Regions from separate parts of the Homo sapiens genome. Here region 1 is linked to region 2. The links are chromatin loops, found by intact Hi-C in ENCODE. Cell type or tissue: GM12878. All regions are shown on one strand. Links, peaks and the distances in the headings refer to the core of each region. The heading gives the core; the rest is flanking DNA.

Region 1 (5,378 bases), core at 301-5,300, 200 kb after region 2:
TTGGTCCCCAGAGTTCTGCTACACAAAATGTTGACCCAAATTTGTACCCCCACAACACTTGGTGTCAAGTGGGAGCTCAGAAACTGAGGGGCAGGCAGATGCTTTTATGTGTATTAGGTTGTCTTTTATTGTATTGTATAGTTCCTTTTTTTTTTTTTTTTTTTGAGATGGAGTCTTGCTCTATTGCCCAGGATGGAGTACAGTGGCACGATCTTGGCTCACTGCAACCTCCACCTCCTGGGTTCAAGCAATTCTCCTGCCTCAGCCTCTCAAGTAGCTGGGATTACAGGCACGTACCACCATGCCTGGCTAATTTTTGTAATTTTAGTAGAGACAGGTTTTCACCGTGTTGGCCAGGCTGGTCTCGAACTCCTGACCTCAACTGATCCACCCACCTCAGCCTCCCAAAGTGCTGGGATTACAGGCTTGAGCCACCGTGCCCAGCCTGTACTATATATTTCTTTATTATTTGACACGTGTATTTGTTTAATGGCCCTCTGCTCCACCAGTATGGAAGCTCCAAAAGGAAAGATACCAGATTGATCTTGATCACCTCTGCCTCCCCAGCACCTAGTCTTCCTTGGCACATCGTGAGTGCTCGGTAAATATCTGTGGCTTTAATGGATGAATGAATGAATGACTACATGGCTAAACTCCATTCTAGGGCAACATCTGTGGTGCAGTGGATGGGCCCTAGTGAATGGATATTTAACGGATATCGTACTATTCCTCATCTCCACAGGGTCAGGCTGTGCCACATCCACCCAGCCTTGCCTGGGGTCATTTATCCTACATGTACTCAGATCACGTGAACTGGTGATGGGCCACCCATGTGCCTGCCTGGAGACTCCTATTCACCCTTCAGATCAATATCCCCCAAATAAACTCCCAGTCACTCTGGCATCCCATGTTGCTTTGTGATCTCTGCCTCTCTCTAGACCATTTGGCTCCTATGCACAGGCAGCTATGTCTTTTTCATATTTGGGTCCCCAAAATGCACAGTGCGGTGCCTGCCTCAAAACAAATGCTTTTCAATCCGTCAATCAATCAGTTGACATGGATCATCTTTTCTCAGCACTGATGTATGGACTACAACTTGGAATTCCATTAAAGCTCCTGGGGTCAAGAAAAAAAGTGATTCAAGTTTATTTATTTATTTTTTTTTGAGACAGAGTCTCATTCTGTCGCCCAGGCTGGAGTGCAGTGGCACGATCTTGGCTCACTGCAACCTCTGCCTCTGGGGTTCAAGTGATTCTCACTCATGCCTCAGCCTCCCAAGTAGCTGGGCAAGAGCCAGCACACCCGGGCTAATTTTTGTATTTTTAGTAGGGACGGGCTTTCGCCATGTTGGCCAGACTGGTCTCGAACTCCTGGCTTCAAGTGATCTGCCCACTTCAGCCTCCCAAAGTGCTGGGATTACAGGCATTTAATCACTGCACCCGGGTGAGCCACTGCACCCGGCCAAGTTCATATTCTAAAAGTGAAACATTAATGCTGCATTGTGTATTTTTTGGTCAAGTGCTTCAGATGTGTGGAAGGAATTTCTTTGTATAAATGCAATTATTCGTCACCATGATGATAATTATAACGAGGGTGACTGCACAGAACTGTGCCTCCCCAGCAAGCATGGGCTGGGCAGGGCCGGGTATTCCCTTCGCTGACTTGCTTCACTAGTTGACTAACAGACCTTATTCCCGGGCCTGAGCTGATGATATCCTGCCAATGCCAGCTTCCCAACATGGAGGGGACGCAAGAGCGAGCGCCATGGGATCCTGGGGGAAAAGCAGCCTGTGTTTGCTGCTGCTTTGACAGTTGAGGCTCTGAGAGGGACTGGCAAACAATGGGAAATGAAACATTTGAGTGGTTGCAAAAAATTCCATGGGAAATCCCCCCTGGTGGTATTTATGTGCGACGGCTGTGACAAGGAGAGCGCAGGGCTTTCGATTTCAAGGGTTCCTGAGCAGACCACAATGGCCTTCCAAGATGGCAATCCCCGGGAACAGCTCTCTCGGCCACAAAAGGCCAGTTTGTCTGTCCAGGGAAGATCTGGCCCCATGCATCAAGTTGGCCATGAGCTGCAGTGTCTTCTTTGGGGCATGACCCACATTTATAGGGTCTGGGCCTCTGAACCTTCTGCTCCTAAGACAGATCTATCTCAGTTGTCCCTCTGGTTTTCCCAGGCCTCAAGGACCTGGGGGCTGATAGGGGCTGAGGGGTTTCCCTCGGGCTCAGCCTCCATCTGCAGAACTGTGGGAACCTCAGCCTCCATCAGACCCCTCCCCATTTTCTGGTCAGCACGTGGCCTCCTCCTGTTTCCTCCATTCCCGTTGGTAATGGACATTTATTTAACTTTTACTCCCCCTCCATTCTCATTTAGAAAAGAAAGTGAACTGATATTAACCAATCTTTGTTTTGCCTTCTTTAACACTAATGCATATGCAAAATAGTTACCACTATTGATAATATCTTATTGCTGCTGTGATATATGTGTGTATATGTACAGATCTGCTTGAAGGTAAGCTTTATATAGATTTTTAGAGATACTTGGTAAATGAGAAAATGGAAACTGAAAGAGGTTAAATAAACTGCCCATGTGTATTGGTCATGAGGTTTCAGTTGCAAAGTGACAAAATCCTGACTTAGATGAACTTAAACCGGATGGAAAATGTACATTGTATTATTTGAGAAGCAAGGTCTGGATAAGCTTCAGGCATGGCTGGATCCAGGCCCTCAGTTAAGTCTTTAGGAATTTCCCTCTCTCTAGCTTTTTGGCTTTGCTTTTCCCTGTATTGGTTTCATGTTTAGATTGGCTCACTTCACCTGTTTTACATCTTTCCAGAGTCAAATCCAGCCTTTTTCCTGGTTGCCTCCATAAAAGTCCCAGGGTTAGGTTTAGTGTGCTCTGATAGATTCAGCTGCCCATTGCTGAAGCAGTGACTCTGGCAACAGGGATGGACTGATCTAAGTGCCCAGGTTCCAGTCACTGCTGAAGCCCAGCCAGACCACCTGGACACAGTAAGAGTGAGTGGTTCCCCCAAAGAAAACTGGGGTGCTCTTACCAGAAGAAGGAGGAATCGACAAAAAGACCTGATGTCCTAAACTCCCGTGTCACACTGTCACTAATGGGCAGGCAGACCCATACAGCAGCTCCTCTGCATCTTCATGCTGCTAGAGACCACCACCGGGACCACCTCCCTCCTCCATGCTCTATCCTGCCCTGTGCCTCCAGCCCCGCCCCTGCTGCAGGAATTCACTCTAGTCAGTAGTTTTCAAAATGTGCGGGAAGGAGGAAGCCAGTGGAAGAGAGCAGGTGGCTGGGTGACCTGTGGCTATGGGATTCCCCTCCTCTATTTCAACCATCCAGCAATTCTTGTGTCTCTTTGTAGATTCAGTTTCCTTGTACACTTTTATTTAAACAAAGGACACCCCAGATTTTTTAAACTTGCAAATCAGCAATTTTTCTGGAATCTATGTCTACTTACCCTAAATTAAGGAACAATAGCTCAGAAAGAGGCAGGAAACTGACAACACGTCAAATGAGTGCCAAGGGGATCTGAGAAACCACACCTCCCGATTCCCATCTCTTGCCCTTTGCACCCACGGCCTTGCAGATGGGGTCAAGATTTGTGGGCTTCTGATTTATTGGCCAAGGATGCAGACCTTAACATGTAAGTGGAGCAGCTTCCCAGAAAAGAGAAGGAAGAGGATACCTTTGCACAGTTTTTTTCTAGTCTCTGGGTTCTGTGCCCCCAGGGCAGGCAGCCTCTGGGGACTCCCTGTAGGTAGGATCCTGCCAGAATGGAGAAAAACATCCCAATTCCTGTTATTCCCTCCTGGTCCTGGGAGCTTACATCACCATTCCAGGAGAACTTACATGAGCAAGCCATGTCATGCTTCCGTTTAGGAGGATGTTTACAAACCACTATTCTGTCCTCTGAGTGTCTGGAAAGCTGGTGTCTGTGTACCAGGCCCTGCAATGCATTTCAAACACAGCTTTCTGCTGCACTGATCAGTGCTAATCCTCATAGGTAACCTTTCTGAGCACTTCCAGCATTCCTGGAACTGTGTGCTAAGTGCTTGACATGTATCATTTCATTGAATCTTCCCAACAACCCAATACCATAGGTAGCAGTATTATTTTCATTTTATAGCTGCAAATAAACGAAGGTGCAGAAAGGTGAATGAATTTGTCTGAGGTCCATCAGCCAGGTTCAAACCCAGGCAATCAGAGTCAAGAGAATGAACTAGATGCTACGGTACATTGCTACGCTTAGACGCACCAGGAAAGCTCTGGACGAGGAAGATGTAGGTTGTTGCCAGCACCTATGCACGGACAGACAGAAAGTCCTCTGCTTCCTTCAGGCCCTTGCTTCCACTTCCCCGGGGCTTCCAGCTGAGCCTGCATTTTTCTTTGACTTCCCCCTCTTGCCTGGCGTTTTCAGCAAACACACACAGAGGATTACGGGGAGAAAACTATCATATTACCAAGTGGACATGGCTCCTAAGGTGCCAACTGAACACAGGTAAGTCGGGTAAGGAAAGGCACACAGTCTCATTACTTAGACTACCCCGCAGCCGCTTATTGAATTAGTGTGATTCTTAACATCTTCAACTTGGATCTCCTCCAGGCCAGCCGGCTGGTGCATTCAGTACGACTCAGCTCGCCTTAACTCAATTAACAAAGCCAGGCTGAGCCGGGCTGAGCTGAACTCAACAAGTTTTTCTTAAGCACTGAGCTGGCTGCAGAGGGGAAAAAAAAGCAACAAAGGAGAGCAAGACGCTGCCTTGGCCCTTTAAGAGTTGCCTTGCGCGCTTAGTGGATAATACGGTGCCGTATTTTCTAAGTATCACCTTGGTGGTTTTTGCCATACCTGCACTCCCTCTGTGCTATTATTTACTTCATATTTTTCTTTAAACAAATTCACTTCCTTTTTCAAACTTATTTTTTTTAATTATTGAGGTGAAGTTGACATACCATAAAATTAACCATTTGAAAGTGAATTCTTAGAGCATGATGCTCATCTGAAGAAAAAAGTAAAAATAAAGTGAATTCAGTGGCATTTAGTACTTTATAGCGTTATGTGACCATCACCTTTATCTAACTCCAAGACATTTTCATTACGTCAAAATGAAACTCCATAACCTTTAAGTAGTCACGCCCCATTCCCTTCTCCCCGACAACCCCTGGTAACCATCAAACTGCTTTCTGTTTCTGTGGATTTATCTATTCCGGATGTTTCATGTAAGTGGAATCCTACAGTATCCTTGTGGTTCTGGCTTATTTTACTTAGCATAATATCTTTAAGGTCCATCCATGTTGTAGCATGAATCAGTGCTTCATTCCTTTTCATGACTGAATAATATTCCATTGTGTGGAT
Region 2 (5,378 bases), core at 306-5,305:
CACAACATGATTTGAAACAGACGACTCCGAGAGCAAAATTTGCGTGGCAAATTAGCACACAGTTGACATTCCTTCTGTCCTGATGACATTTCTGATGTTGAATAATATTCCTGGGGTTCCTCTCTAAACTATTATGCCTTTTATTTTTTATGTTAATGACTTTGTTCCTAATTACAATAGCAATACCTGCCTAATTGAGAAAGAATTGAATGTATCAAGAAAGCACCCACAGTGAGCTAACATACACACACACACACACACACACACACACACACACACACATACATACTGTTCATTGCCCAACATTCTAGTTAGGAACATCTGTTTAATAAGTGTCATGCCCTAGGTGTTAGATAGTCGCTGTCCTAGTCCCATTTCACAGATGGATAAGCTGAGGCTCACAGTATTCAAGCTGTTAAGTACCAGAGCTAAGAATTCAACTTTTATCTGTCTGAGCACAAAGCCTTGGCCTTAATCACTATATTATTCCTCCACTCTACCCTGTTGCCCAAAGATTTTCAAAACTAACCTTACAGAAATGGTGTATTGTTCATAATTTCTACAGCTTGCTCTTTTTTTTTTTTTTTTTTTGAGTTGTAGTCTTGCTGTGTCACCCAGGCTGGAGTGCAGTGGCGCGATCTCGGCTCACTGCAACTTCTGCCTCCCGGGTTCAAGCAATTCTCTGCCTCAGCCTCCCAAGTAGCTGGGATTACAGGCACCTGCCACCACGCCCGGCTAATTTTTTGTAGTTTTAGTAGAGAAGGGGTTTCGCCATCTTGGCCAGGCTGGTCTTGAACTCCTGACCTCGTGATCCACCTGCCTCGGTCTCCCAAAGTTTTGGGATTACAGGTGTGAGCCACTGCGCCTGGCCAGCTTGCTTTTTAAAATACCACATTTTCTTATGTCATTTAATACTCTTTCACATAATTTCTTTTGGACTGCACTGAGTCTATCACATGGATGCACCATAATTTACTTAGCTAATCTTCAATTATTGGACATTTAGGTTGCTCCTAATTTTTTTAAAAAAAATTTATTTATTTATTTATTTTTGAGATGGAGTCTCACTCTGTTGCCCCAGGCTGGAGGGCAGTGGTGCTATCTCAGCTCACTGCAACCTCTGCCTCCTGGGTTCAAGCAAGTCTCGTGCCTCAGCCTCCCGAGTAGCTGGAACTACAGTCGTGCACCACCACACCCAGCTAAATTTGTATTTTTAGTAGAGACAGGGTTTCACCATGTTGGCCAGGCTGGTTTCCAACTCTTGACCTCAAGTGATCCACCTGTTTCAGCCTCCCAAAGTGATGGGCTCAGGTGTGAGCCACTGAGCCTGGCCAAATTTTTTTAGTAATATATATACATACATATATACACATATATACTATATATATACACACACACATATACAATATATATATACACATATATATGTATTTTTTTTTAGATGGAGTCTCGCTCTGTTGCTCAGGCTGGAGTACAGTGATGTGATCTCGGCTCACTGTAACCTCTGCCTCCTGGGTTCAAGTGACTCTCCTGCCTCAGTCTCCTGAGTAGCTGGGATTACAGGCGCACGCCACCATGCCCGGCTAATTTTTGTATTTTTAGTAGAGACGGGGTTTCACCATTTTGGTCAGGCTGGTCTCGAACTCCTGATCTCGTGATCCACCCTTCTTGGCCTCCCAAAGTGCTGGGATTACAGGCGTGAGCCACCACGCCTGGCTTAGTATTATATTAATGCTGCAGTGAACCACCTTGGAGAAATATTTTCCAATACAACTCTGATTATGTTCTTACCACAAATTCCTAGAATTACTGGATCAAAAAGATTTTGTATATTTAGTATTTAATAGCTATTGCCAAATTGTTCTTTAGAAAGGCAGACCCAATGTGCAATCCTAAGATAACTTGCCTCCTTCCCTCCCTTTCTTCCTTCCTTTCTTCCTTCCATTCTCTTTCTTGAGACAGGGTCTCGCTATATTGCCCAAGTTGGCTTTGAACTCCCATCTCAGGAGATCCTCTCTTCTCAGCCTCCCGAGTAGCTGGGACTCCAGGCATGCACCACCGTGCCTGGTGAAACTATGAATTTCTACTTTCCCACTCGGACCCGTTATGCCTCTTCTTCAGAGATGACTAATCATGAGCTAATTGTGCCTCTCATCTCCTGCAATGGGGAATAGAGTCCCTTTCAACATATAAATCATTCAGTAGTATTCAAATGGTTTAATGCAAATGCAGTGGTAAAAAAAAAAATTGCTCAGTGATAATTTGCATCCCAACCATCATCACTGTCTGCATTAGGAGAATTTATAATCATTTTTCCCCAACCTTTGTGACTGAACCAATGTCCTGAGTATAGGATTATAGTCAGCACCATCAAGATAACTCTGGGTATGGGCCAGGCGCGGTGGCTCACGCCTGTAATCCCAGCACTTTGGGAGGTCAAGGTGGGCGGATCTCAAGGTCAGGAGATTGAGACCATCCTGGCTAACATACTGAAACCCTGTCTCTACTAAAAATACAAAAAAAATTAGCCAGGCGTGGAGGCAGGCACCTGTAGTCCCAGCTACTCGGGAGGCTGAGGTAGGAGAATGGCGTGGACCCGGGAGGTGGTGCTTGCAGTGAGCCGAGATCACACCACTATACTCCAGCCTGGGCAACAGAGGGAGACTCCGTCTCAAACAAACAAAAAAAAGATAACTCTGGGTATGAATCTGTTGCTAGTGGGAGTGATGTGATGGCTTCAGTAAAGGATGATGACGTGGCTGATCTGCTGCAATGACCCCTCTGACTGTAGGTGGTTATGTTGACATGGAGTCCGTCACACCCAACTTCCCTTTGTATGGGAACTCCCCTGCCTGCGGTGCTCTGCTTAGAGGAGCCACGGTCAGCTGTTTTCTGTCTAATTGGACTGGGCTCATGACCTACCGTGTAGTCAGACTCAAAACACAAGAGAATCAGACCTCTCTGAGAAATTTATTTATTAATTCATTTACTTTTGAGACAGAGTCTCGCTGTCTCACCCAGGCTGGAGTGCAGTGGCACGGTCATGGCTCACGGAAGCCTCAACCTCCTGGGCCCAATTGACCTTCCCACCTTAGCCTCTCGAGTAGCTGGAACCACAGGCATGCACCACCACGCCTGGCTAATTTTTGTATTTTTTTTTGTAGAGACGGAGTTTCAACATGTTACCCAGGCTGGTCTTGAACTCCTGGCCTCAAGTGATCTGCCTGCCTTAGCCTCAGCCTCTCAAAGTGCTGGGATTACAGGCATGAGCCACCACATCCGGCCTCTTTCAGAAATTTAAACTTGAAGAACTGAAACAATCGAAGGCAAGCAGGGGGTAGCTGAATCCAGTAGTGGAAAGGGGGAAATTGAAGGGCAGATTCCGTAGTCTAAGAGTTCGTGACTCTATGTCAAGCACAGGCTTGGCCCACTGTTGATGTTCAATACGTATTTGTTGTTGAATGAATGAGCGGAAGGATTTGATGATAGCCGACCTCTCTCTTCTTTCTCCGTCCAGGGTGCCTCCCCCTTCTGGTAGCAGCATCCCCATTCCTTTGGGAGCCTGCCTAGAATGTTAATTCTAGCTGGGGGAATTCTAATTGCAATTCTAAAATGTAATTCTAGCAAGGGGAAGGCAGGTTCCCGAAGAAATGGGAAACAGGTTCACTCCATATGGATTGACACTGCCTACCTGAACCACCTGAATTAAGAAGTGTGGTATCCTCAGCTCTTGAGGCTCCCCATGATGTGACACTAGTGTCCTTTTCTGCTTCTATGCTCACACTCCTCCTTGGCTTCTTTCCCTTCCCTGGATGTCCGCTTTTCTGTTTTTTGTTTTGTTTTGTTTTGTTTTGACACAGAGTCTCACTGTGTTGCCCAGGCTGGAGTGCAGTGGCGAGATCTTGGCTCACTGCAACCTCTGCCTCCTGGGTTCAAGCAATTCTTGTGCCTCAGCCTCCCAAGTAGCTGGGATTACAGGTGCCCACAACCATGCCCAGCTTATTTTTGCATTTTTAGTAGAGACGGGTTGTCACCACATTGGCCAGGCTGGTCTCCAACTCCTAGCCTCAAGTGATCCGCCTGCCTCTGCCTCCCAGAGTGCTGGGATTATAGCCGTGAGCCACCGTGCCCAGCCCTAATTCTCTACCTTTTGTCTGTGTGAGCTTGGGAAAGTTAATTAACCTCTCTGAGCCTCAGTTTCCTTAGCTGTGAAATGGGGATAAAAGTGAGATAACACCCACAAAGGAGCTGGAACAGAGCTGCCACTCATTGTCTTCTGTTAAATATGAGCCCTGCCCCATCCCAGAGATTTGGGGAATAACTGCAGGAAAGTCCGTGGTCACGGTGGGCAGTATAGTGTGACAATTAAGAGCATCAGCTCTAGCTCTGTCATTTAGTAGCCCTGTGACCTTGGGTAAGTTTATGTAACCTCAGTCTCCTCACTTTAAAGTGGGATAATAATAGCGACAACATCTGAGAGCCATTGTGAGGAATAATTGAGAGGATTGAGAAACGTGCCCAGGAGGTGGGCTTGGCTCTGAAGAAGCACTCAATGAATGGCAGCTATTTTTTGGCGGAAACCATGGGGAGAGAGGCTTTCTTTTCTCGATAGGGTTACTAAACTGGTAGAATGTGAGCCTAGAGCTGCTAGCAGCCATCTGTGGGAGGCCCTGCCTGCAAACAAAGCCAGCCCAAAGAAGGCCGAGCAGCAGAGAGGTGGACAGGGAGGGACTCCTGGTGACTTTTTTTTTTTTTTTGTAATGCAACTTTTTTCCTTTCTTTTTTTTTTTTTCCGAGTCTCGCTCTGTCATCTGGGTTGGAGTGCAGTGGCGTGATTTCAGCTCACTGCAACCTCTGCCACCCAGGTTCAAGCAATTCTCCTGCCTCAGCCTCCCGAGTAGCTGGGATTACAGGCGTGCGCCACCATGCCCAGCTAATTTTTGTATTTTTAGTAGAGATGAGGTTTCACCATGTTGGCCAGGCTGGTCTTGAATTCCTGACTTCAAGTGATCTGCCTGCCTCGGCTTCCCAGAGTGCTGGGGTTACAGGCATGAGCCACTGAGCCGGGCCTGTAATGCGACTTTAAAATATAACACTAAATACTTATTAACATGGGGTTGTACCAGACATGTGTTTAACTCATGCAAATCCAACTCTGCATGTTTGCCTTGGTAATGAGGAAGTGGGTATAATCCTCCAGAACCAAAGGGCCAGGGAGGAGGTCTGAGTGCCACTCCAAATGGGGTGTGGAGGACTGAACTCCTCCTTCCCTGGCTTCTGTAGCTGAGGGAGGCACAAAACCAGTGGTTCCCAACTTTATCCCAATGCTTAGTACCAGGATGCCCTTTTTATTATTTATTTCTGTATTTATTTATTTA

The links. A loop is a pair of places that touch in the nucleus more often than their neighbours do. Peaks named below come from ENCODE experiments on the same cell type or tissue, not always from the same donor. Only the 100,000 strongest peaks of a DNase experiment are listed, where the experiment ranks them.
Region 1: a loop joins it to region 2, with 4 times the contacts of the local background. A loop is called at or near these places in 3 of 110 quality-filtered maps.

What each region holds. Positions count from the first base shown.
Region 1 is chr12:116,535,611-116,540,988 of GRCh38, forward strand. It overlaps LINC00173 (long intergenic non-protein coding RNA 173), which reads left to right. Exons shown (of 3, transcript NR_027346.1): 2 at 510-601; 3 at 743-903. Among named protein-coding and RNA genes, the nearest start is that of LINC00173, 4.9 kb to the left of the region's middle. RefSeq lists enhancers at 1,775-2,004, 4,430-4,930. In GM12878, for the core only: no CTCF peak of the experiment used is centred there; DNase peaks (open chromatin) are centred at 1,891 and 2,611; H3K4me3 peaks cover 741 bases; H3K27ac peaks cover 2,328 bases.
Region 2 is chr12:116,334,062-116,339,439 of GRCh38, forward strand. No RefSeq gene overlaps it. Among named protein-coding and RNA genes, the nearest start is that of MED13L, 59 kb to the left of the region's middle. RefSeq lists an enhancer at 3,111-3,160. In GM12878, for the core only: no CTCF peak of the experiment used is centred there; a DNase peak (open chromatin) is centred at 2,810; H3K4me3 peaks cover 495 bases; H3K27ac peaks cover 1,630 bases.